Regions from separate parts of the Homo sapiens genome. Here region 2 is linked to region 1. The links are chromatin contacts, found by Hi-C in ENCODE. All regions are on one chromosome and are shown on one strand. The core of a region is the stretch at or near the end of the contact, and the rest is flanking DNA. Distances in the headings are between cores, read along the strand shown. Region 1 overlaps DZANK1 (double zinc ribbon and ankyrin repeat domains 1). Region 2 overlaps SLC24A3 (solute carrier family 24 member 3).

Region 1 (3,609 bases), core at 599-3,098:
GTAACTCTGAATGTGTGTGCTCCACCCTGTGAATCAACCCGGGGAAGAGACCCAAAACTTTTAGAACTTTCACATGGAATTTCAACTAGGTGTGTAAATAAATGCAGTCAATTTAGATTTTAATTGCATTTGCAAGGCCGTAGACATAATGCCACTTTAGTGGCTTTAAAATACATGAGACAGAATGCACTTCTCTTGAATTTCTTATGTAGCATTCTGAGAACTTTTCCTTCCCCTTTTTTATATTTTAGAAAGCTTAGGGTATATAAGATTGCTTTTGTAATTTATAACAGCTGGGCATAGTTTGAGGACAAATCTCACCAGGTTATTTTCAGAAGTACTTAAGCTCTAACAACTGGCTTTGTGTTAGATTTTTATAATTTTATACATTTCTCTAAGCTGGATAAAGACTTTCCATGTTTCTTCTTATCTCTTTATTATAAGAAGTTAAAGATTGATCATTATTAGAGGATACACTCAGCACTTTGTATGCAGTTTTAGGGAGTTCATGACCTTTTTTTTTTGAGACAGAGTCTCGCTGTGTTGCTCAGGCTGGAGTGCAATGGTGCAATTTTGGCTCACTGCAACCTCTGCCTCCCAGGTTCAAGCAATTCTTCTGCCTCAGTCTCCTGAGTAGCTAGGATTACAGGCCCGTGCCACCATGCCCGGCTAATTTTTGTATTTTTAGTAGAGATGGGGTTTCACCATGTTGGTCGGGCTGATCTCGAACTCCTTACCTCGTGATCCACCCACCGTGGCCTCCCAAAGTGCTGAGATTACAGGCATGAGCCACCATGCCCAGCCGTTCATGGCTTTCTTAACCCAGTTTGAAAGATTTAAATCCTAAACTGCCACTAGCCCTTATTCCTTTGTGCAAATGAAACAAAGGTGTTCTTTTCTCAAGACACTTGACTGCCATCTATTGGAAATTGCTTGTAATATACTGGTTTCTCTACTAGAAAAATTACCCTAATACATATGCAAATATATGATGTTCACCATATGAATGGTACTACTTTGAATGCAGTGACGTTGTGCAACGCACAACCTTTCATGGTAGTCCTCTCAGGTCCCCAGGTTTAGATGCAGGAAAGTATGTTAGAGAAAATGTTGGTGACCAGTGGCTGAGTGTGGATTAGTAGTGAAGTCTATGCTCTATTGGATTACAGAGCTGAAAAGGATAGATATCTTCCAGGCATCAAGCAGGCCGGCAAACACCCCTTGATTTGCTGACTTTTAGATAATAAATGGCTAATCCTGGATCAGGCTGGAAGTTGCTGAGAAAGACAGGAGCAAGGAAGATGAGGCAAAGGCTGGAAAACCCTATTAGTTCCAAGTACACTTTTCTTGAGATACTTTTTATTCTGATTAGAGTTGTTTTCTATAAGTAAAATGCAAGATTGATTAAATTATATTCTAATTTTAAAAATGTCTTCTGCCTCACGCATGGCCCCGATGTGCCTGGCAGTCCCTGAATATTCCTTTGCCCAGATCTGATGTTGGGACTAAGAGGGACATAGGAACACAGACTGTTGGCCTCTTCTACCCATCTGGCAAGCTGCTAGCAAAAAAGGAACAGGAACTAGCCTCTCAAAAGCAGAGGCAGGAGAAAATGAGTGACCATAAACCCCTCCTGACAGCCATCAGCCCAGGAAGAGGTAAGGGGGAGGATGCCCTTTCTTCTGGTCGGGAGGGAATTCACTCTTTCTGTGAAAGAACATTTCATTTTCTCTTCCTTTTAGATTTATTTGTATGTGTAAGAAGTAAGTTTCTTTCTTTTCCTCTTTTTCAAGTAATTTTCTTTGTATTGGAAAAAGAAGCTCTTCCTGTAAGCTCCTTCTTAAACTTTCAGTATTCTGATGTTTTAGCTCATAGCCCTGTAGTCTAGTTCCTCAGTCACATGGCGCATGTGGGTTTCTTTTGTCGTGACGGCATGTTGTTAGTGCACAGTGCTATTGCTATCTGCCATTATCCCTTTTTTTAATTGTAAAATTTAAATAACATAAAATTCACCATTTTGACTATTTTTAAGTCTATAATTTGGGCCAGTTGTGGTGACTCATGCCTGCAATCCCAGCACTTTGGGAGGCCAAGGCTGGAGGATCTCTTGAGTCTAGTCTGGCCAACAAAGTGAGACCCTGTCTCTACAATTTTTTTTTTAAAGCAGTCATTTGTGGTGGTGCATGCCTGTGGTCCCAGCTACATGCTTCAAATTTCATTTTGAAATTTAATCTCTATTGTGGTGGTATTAAGTGGCGGGACGTTTTGGAAATTGATCATGAGGATGGAGCCCTCATGAATAGATCAGTGCCTTATGAAAGGGCTGGAGGGAATGAGTTAAGGCCCCTTTTTGTCCTTTGGCCCTCCCTCCATGTGAGGACACAACGTTGCCCTCCTTTGGAGGATGCAGCAACGAGGCACCATTTTGGAAGCAGAGAGACCAGGCCCTCCCCAGACACCTAACCTGCAGGGACCTTTATTTTGGACTTCTAGCTTCCAGAATGTGAGAAATAAATTCCTGTTCTTTATAAATTACCCAGTCTCAAGTATTTTGTTTATAGCAGCACAAATGGACTAAGACAGTTTGCTAGTATTTTCTTGAAGACTTTTGTGTCTATATTTATAAGAGATATTAGTCTGCAGTTTTCTTCTTTCCTTCTACTGTCTGTCTGATTTTGGTATCAGGATAATGGTAGCCTTATAGAAACACTTCTTTTTTTTTGAAGTGGTTATGAAGAATTGGTATTAACTATTATTTAAATTTTGGTAAATTACCTGTGAAGCTATCTGGATCTGATGTTTGTCTAGTGGGCAATTCTGATTACTCTTTACTTTTTATAGGTCTGTTCAGATTTTCTATTTCTTGTTGAATCAGTTTTGGTAGTTTGTGTTTTTCCAGATATTTATCTATTTCATCTGATTAATTTATTAGCATACAGTTGTTTGTGATACTCTTTTATAATCTTTTTTATTTCAATAAAGTTGGTGATAACATCTCCTATTTCATTTCTAATTCTAGTAACTTGAGATGTCACTTTTTTTGGTCAATCTTACTAAAGGTTTATCAATTTCATTGATCTTTTCCAAGAACCAACTTTTGGTTTTATTGATTTTCTATTATTTTTATATTCTGTATTTCACTAAATTCCACTCTCATCATGATTTCCTTCTTTCTTCTTACTTTAAGTTGACTTTGCTCTTCTTTTCCTCGTTTAAGGTCAAAGATTAGGGTGATGATTTTGAGATCTTTCTTCAGAATGTGAACATTTGCTGCTATAAATTTCTGTTTGAGCTTTGCTTTCACTGCGTCCCATAAGTTTGGTGTACCTTCATTTTCTTTCTTTCTTTCTTTTGAGATAGGATCTCACTTTGTCACCCAGGCTGGAGTGCGGTGGCACAATCATGGCACACTGCAGCCTTGACCTCCTGGGTTCAAGTGATCCTCTTCCCTCAATCTACTGAGTAGCTGGGAGCACAGGCACAAGCCACCACACCTGGATAATTTTTAAACGTTTTTGTAGAGATGGGGTGACACTGTGTTGCCAGTGTTGCCGGTCTCAAACTCTAGGTGTCAAGGAAGCCTCCCACCTTAGCCTTCCAGAGTGCTAG
Region 2 (3,609 bases), core at 600-3,099, 850 kb before region 1:
TGAATGCTCACCACAAAGTCCCCATCCCCCTTCTTGGGGGTCCATTGTCCATTACCTCACATCATGTCTCCATCAGGACAGCCTGTCAGTCAGCTCTAGCACCTCTCAGCTCTAAACTGCAGTAGAGAGGGAGGACAGACCAGAACGAGGAGTCTCTGGAATAAATTCCCATCTTTCCAAGGGGATTCCTTGCCTCAGAGAGGTTCAGTGAAGCCAGAAAAGGCACTGTGAAAGGTGGTGTCTGATTTGCAAGGCAGCTTGAAGCAAGGGTTGAGCCTCATGAGGAGGGGCTGGGGCTTCTGAGGGGCTATAGAAAGTCTTCATTGCCATGTCCTGCTTCCAAGGCAACCCTGATTCGGTTTCCCATTAGAAACACATTGAATCTGTGACTCGACCTGATCCCATCCTCTCCAATGACAGGCTGTCTACCGCCAGATGATAAACAGGAAGTCACTGAGTAAGAGGAGCGTGTCGGTCCATGCCGGAGGGGGTTACCTAACTTGGGAAGGCAGAGCTCCAGTAACCACATCTCATACTGAGAATGATGCCTACAGCAATGATGCCTCGCAGGCCTTCTGCAAAGGGTGGCAGAGGAGGACAGCAGTCTCATAGCCTCAATCTTTTTTGGGAAGCAGTAAACCAAACACGCTCTTCTATAGAGACAAGTGCAGCAGTTCTTTTCACAAATTCATGCAGAGGATGCACATGTTGTGAACTGAGAAATTGTATCTCGAGTTCTTTCATTTTCAGTTCAGTTTTACTTTACAATAACTGCTGCTCTTGCTACTATTATTATTTCTAAATACAACACAGCTCTAACTTCAGCAGTGCTTACCTTACCCTCAGGGAGATTATGTGCTGGACACTGGCAAGGGAATATGTGTACTAGGAGTCATAATATTTGCCATGCTGAGTATGCTGACCTCATTCCGGGCATGGTTTTGAGTACTTTCTTTTTGCATCTCAACACCTTACTTAACCTTACAACAGCTTTGAGAGCTGGGTGTTGTTATCCTCACTTCCAAAAGAAGAAATCAATAGCTCAGAATCGAGTCCAGCAACTTGCCAAAGGTCGCAGGCTACCTGTTATCTCTGCATAGGACTAGACTGCAGGCAACAATTAGCCCAATGTCAGCCTTAGGACCATCCTGGCAGAATAGAGGTGATCTTGAATATAATGGGAAAAAAGAGAAAAAGAAAAAATAACAATGATGAAGTTGATCACCTCAGGTTCACAGGCTGTGCAGCAGCAGAGCTGGGCCTGGTATCCACCTTCCAGATCCCACTCCAGAGACCTTCCCTTAATATTTTGCTACCTTAATCTCAGGGCATACGGATTCTTTTTCTTTGGCTTCACTAACATGCTATGTATTTGGCATGATCTTCCCCTCAATGTTTCCATCTGAGACATGGGAGGGAGAGACCTACTTTGTTAAAAGGAAAACATGATAGAAACATTAAAAAGAGATTTTCCCATAGCACAGGGGGAAAAAACTATAAATAGAGTGAAATGTTAATGGTGAAATCCTGGTGGTGGGTATCTGAATGTTCACCGTCTAATTGTTTTGATGTTTCTGTATGGTTGAACATTTTCATATATAATGTTGGGGGAGAAACAATGTTTCCAATATCTCAGTGGTACATTAATATTGATAACACCCTCTTGTAGTATCTGAGGGTGATAAGAAGAAAGATCAATGCAACAGCAAGGGCTGCGGTCAAGCTCGATGTGTTCCATGAACCCCTCCAGGGGTGGCCATGACTGGCTGCCATGTGGCCACTGTGGTCACATCACCTTGCCTGGTCGCCAATCTTCAGGTGTCGCTGCCACTCAGCAGTGCTCCACTTCTGAGACTGTTTCTACTATGATTAAAGGCCTCTGGTCCTGAACTGTCACCAGCAGAGTGACATGGTGCCAACACATGGCCAAGCATATGACAAACATCTACTGTTGACAAGACAACATCCTAGAGGTGTCAGGCGGACGGAAGCAGCCCATTCCAGAAGGAAAGCTCCTGCATGCTGGGTCCTTTGCTCCTGAGACATCTGTACGGTGGAGTCAGAGTGTCCCAGCACCTCGCTGTCTCTCAAGCTGCACACTCGTTTCATTTCCTCTTAGACCTGCAGTGTGACTTATCTTTTCATCAGAGGGGCTTGGAGGGCTTCCCCTCAGTAGCAAAGCCATACCAGCAAGATGTCCTCCTGGGAGATCCATGAAATAACTTGGCTCAGAAGCAAATTATCTCTGAGCAGCTCTATTTTCAATCCTTCCTCGAGATATCACTATTACTAGAAAACTTACCTGGCTCTAATTTAATTGTGAAACAAGGCTTGTCCCTGTGCTAATATTAAAATGGAAATCTTCTAGTGAAATGGCTCATTTCTCTGGTGAATTATTGCCAGAAGGAGATAGGGCCTGAATGCAATTTGCTTAAGTGTCTCACAAACCACTCTGATTCCTGAAGACACTGGCCTTATCTTGTGCTTGATCGACCCTGCACAAGCTGCCTGTCTGCTGCTTGTTCTCTGGAGTTCTCTGAAAAGCCAGTGCTTGGTGGAAAAGCCACAGGAAAATGTTCACTTTTATATCTGCCTCATCATTATAGTTTCTTTCTTTTATTTGGAGACAGAGTCTCACTCTGTCACCCAGGCTGGAGTGCAGTGGCGCGATCTCAGCTCACTGCAACTTCCGCCTCCTGGATTCAAGTGATTCTTCCGCCTCAGCCTCCCGAGTAGCCGGGATTATGGGCACGTGCACCACAACCAGCTAATTTTGTATTTTTATTAGAGACAGGGTTTCACCATATTGGTGAGGCTGGTCTCGAACTGCTGACCTCGTGATCCGCCCACCTCAGCCTCCCAAAGTGCTAGGATTACAGGCGTGAGCCACGGCACCCCACCATCATTATAGTTTATTACTATTCCTCTGTATTTCTAATTATCATCTAAAAAGATGCCCAGTACCCAAAGAAGTTTGCTTTTGCCCAGTTTTCTGGAAAAATGTTCAGAGTGGCTTTTACCAAAAGCTCTCTTCCCCTTGCCTTTGCCCAAAGCCTGGAATGGGGAAGAAGAGCTCATGGGGTGGGAAGAAGAGCTGTGAGGGCAGAGGCAGCAAAGGTGCCCGCCTCCAGGAGCTTGCAGCTGGGCCTCCCCAGGATGGCGGTGCTTCTATCAGCTGTTTACATGAAAACAGGTGAAAAGGGAGGTAAGCCAGTTTAGGAACGGCATTCCAAACAGGAAACTACCTGAGTGCAGGTGCTGCAGAAAACAGAGGTTGATAAAGGCTCACAGCCCCAGGGCTCAGACTCTTACCAGCCTTTAAGAAGCAGGTGAGCTGGGCACAGTGATGCGTGTGCCTGTAGTTCCAGCTACTCAGGAGACTGAGATGAGAGGACGGCTTACGTGCAGGAGTTTGAGACTGCTGTGAGCTATGATCTCCCCACTGCATTTTAGCCTGGACAACAGAGGGAAACCCTATCTCTAAAAATATAAAAATCAAAAGAAGCAGTAGAAGGAGTAAACAGGAAAGACTCAAGCTCCCAATGGAAATACACACCATATCCAGGAGTTTGGAGGGTGTTTGGTTGGATTTGGTTTTTATGGACATGA

The links. Hi-C counts contacts between places; a loop is a spot of excess contacts on that map. Pooled maps may share reads with other maps.
Region 2: a map with no recorded cell type shows a loop between it and region 1 (7-fold over the local background). The contact joins two enhancer-like sites. A Hi-C loop is called at or near these places in 1 of 37 single-sample maps with no recorded cell type and 3 of 50 pooled maps.

The regions. Positions count from the first base shown.
Region 1 is chr20:18,410,695-18,414,303 of GRCh38, reverse strand. It overlaps DZANK1 (double zinc ribbon and ankyrin repeat domains 1), which reads left to right. Exons shown (of 21, transcript NM_001367614.1): 13 at 1,451-1,658. Among named protein-coding and RNA genes, the nearest start is that of LINC00851, 33 kb to the right of the region's middle. RefSeq lists a silencer at 753-802 and an enhancer at 1,673-1,722. Within about 2 kb of position 1,848, at least 4 of the 41 ENCODE cell types and tissues checked have a DNase peak (open chromatin) inside an H3K27ac peak, as active enhancers do.
Region 2 is chr20:19,257,716-19,261,324 of GRCh38, reverse strand. All of the region lies in intron 1 of SLC24A3 (solute carrier family 24 member 3), which reads right to left. The region is part of intron 5 of SLC24A3-AS1 (SLC24A3 antisense RNA 1); the gene reads left to right. Among named protein-coding and RNA genes, the nearest start is that of SLC24A3-AS1, 25 kb to the left of the region's middle. RefSeq lists enhancers at 305-354, 2,024-2,113. Within about 2 kb of position 1,849, at least 4 of the 41 ENCODE cell types and tissues checked have a DNase peak (open chromatin) inside an H3K27ac peak, as active enhancers do.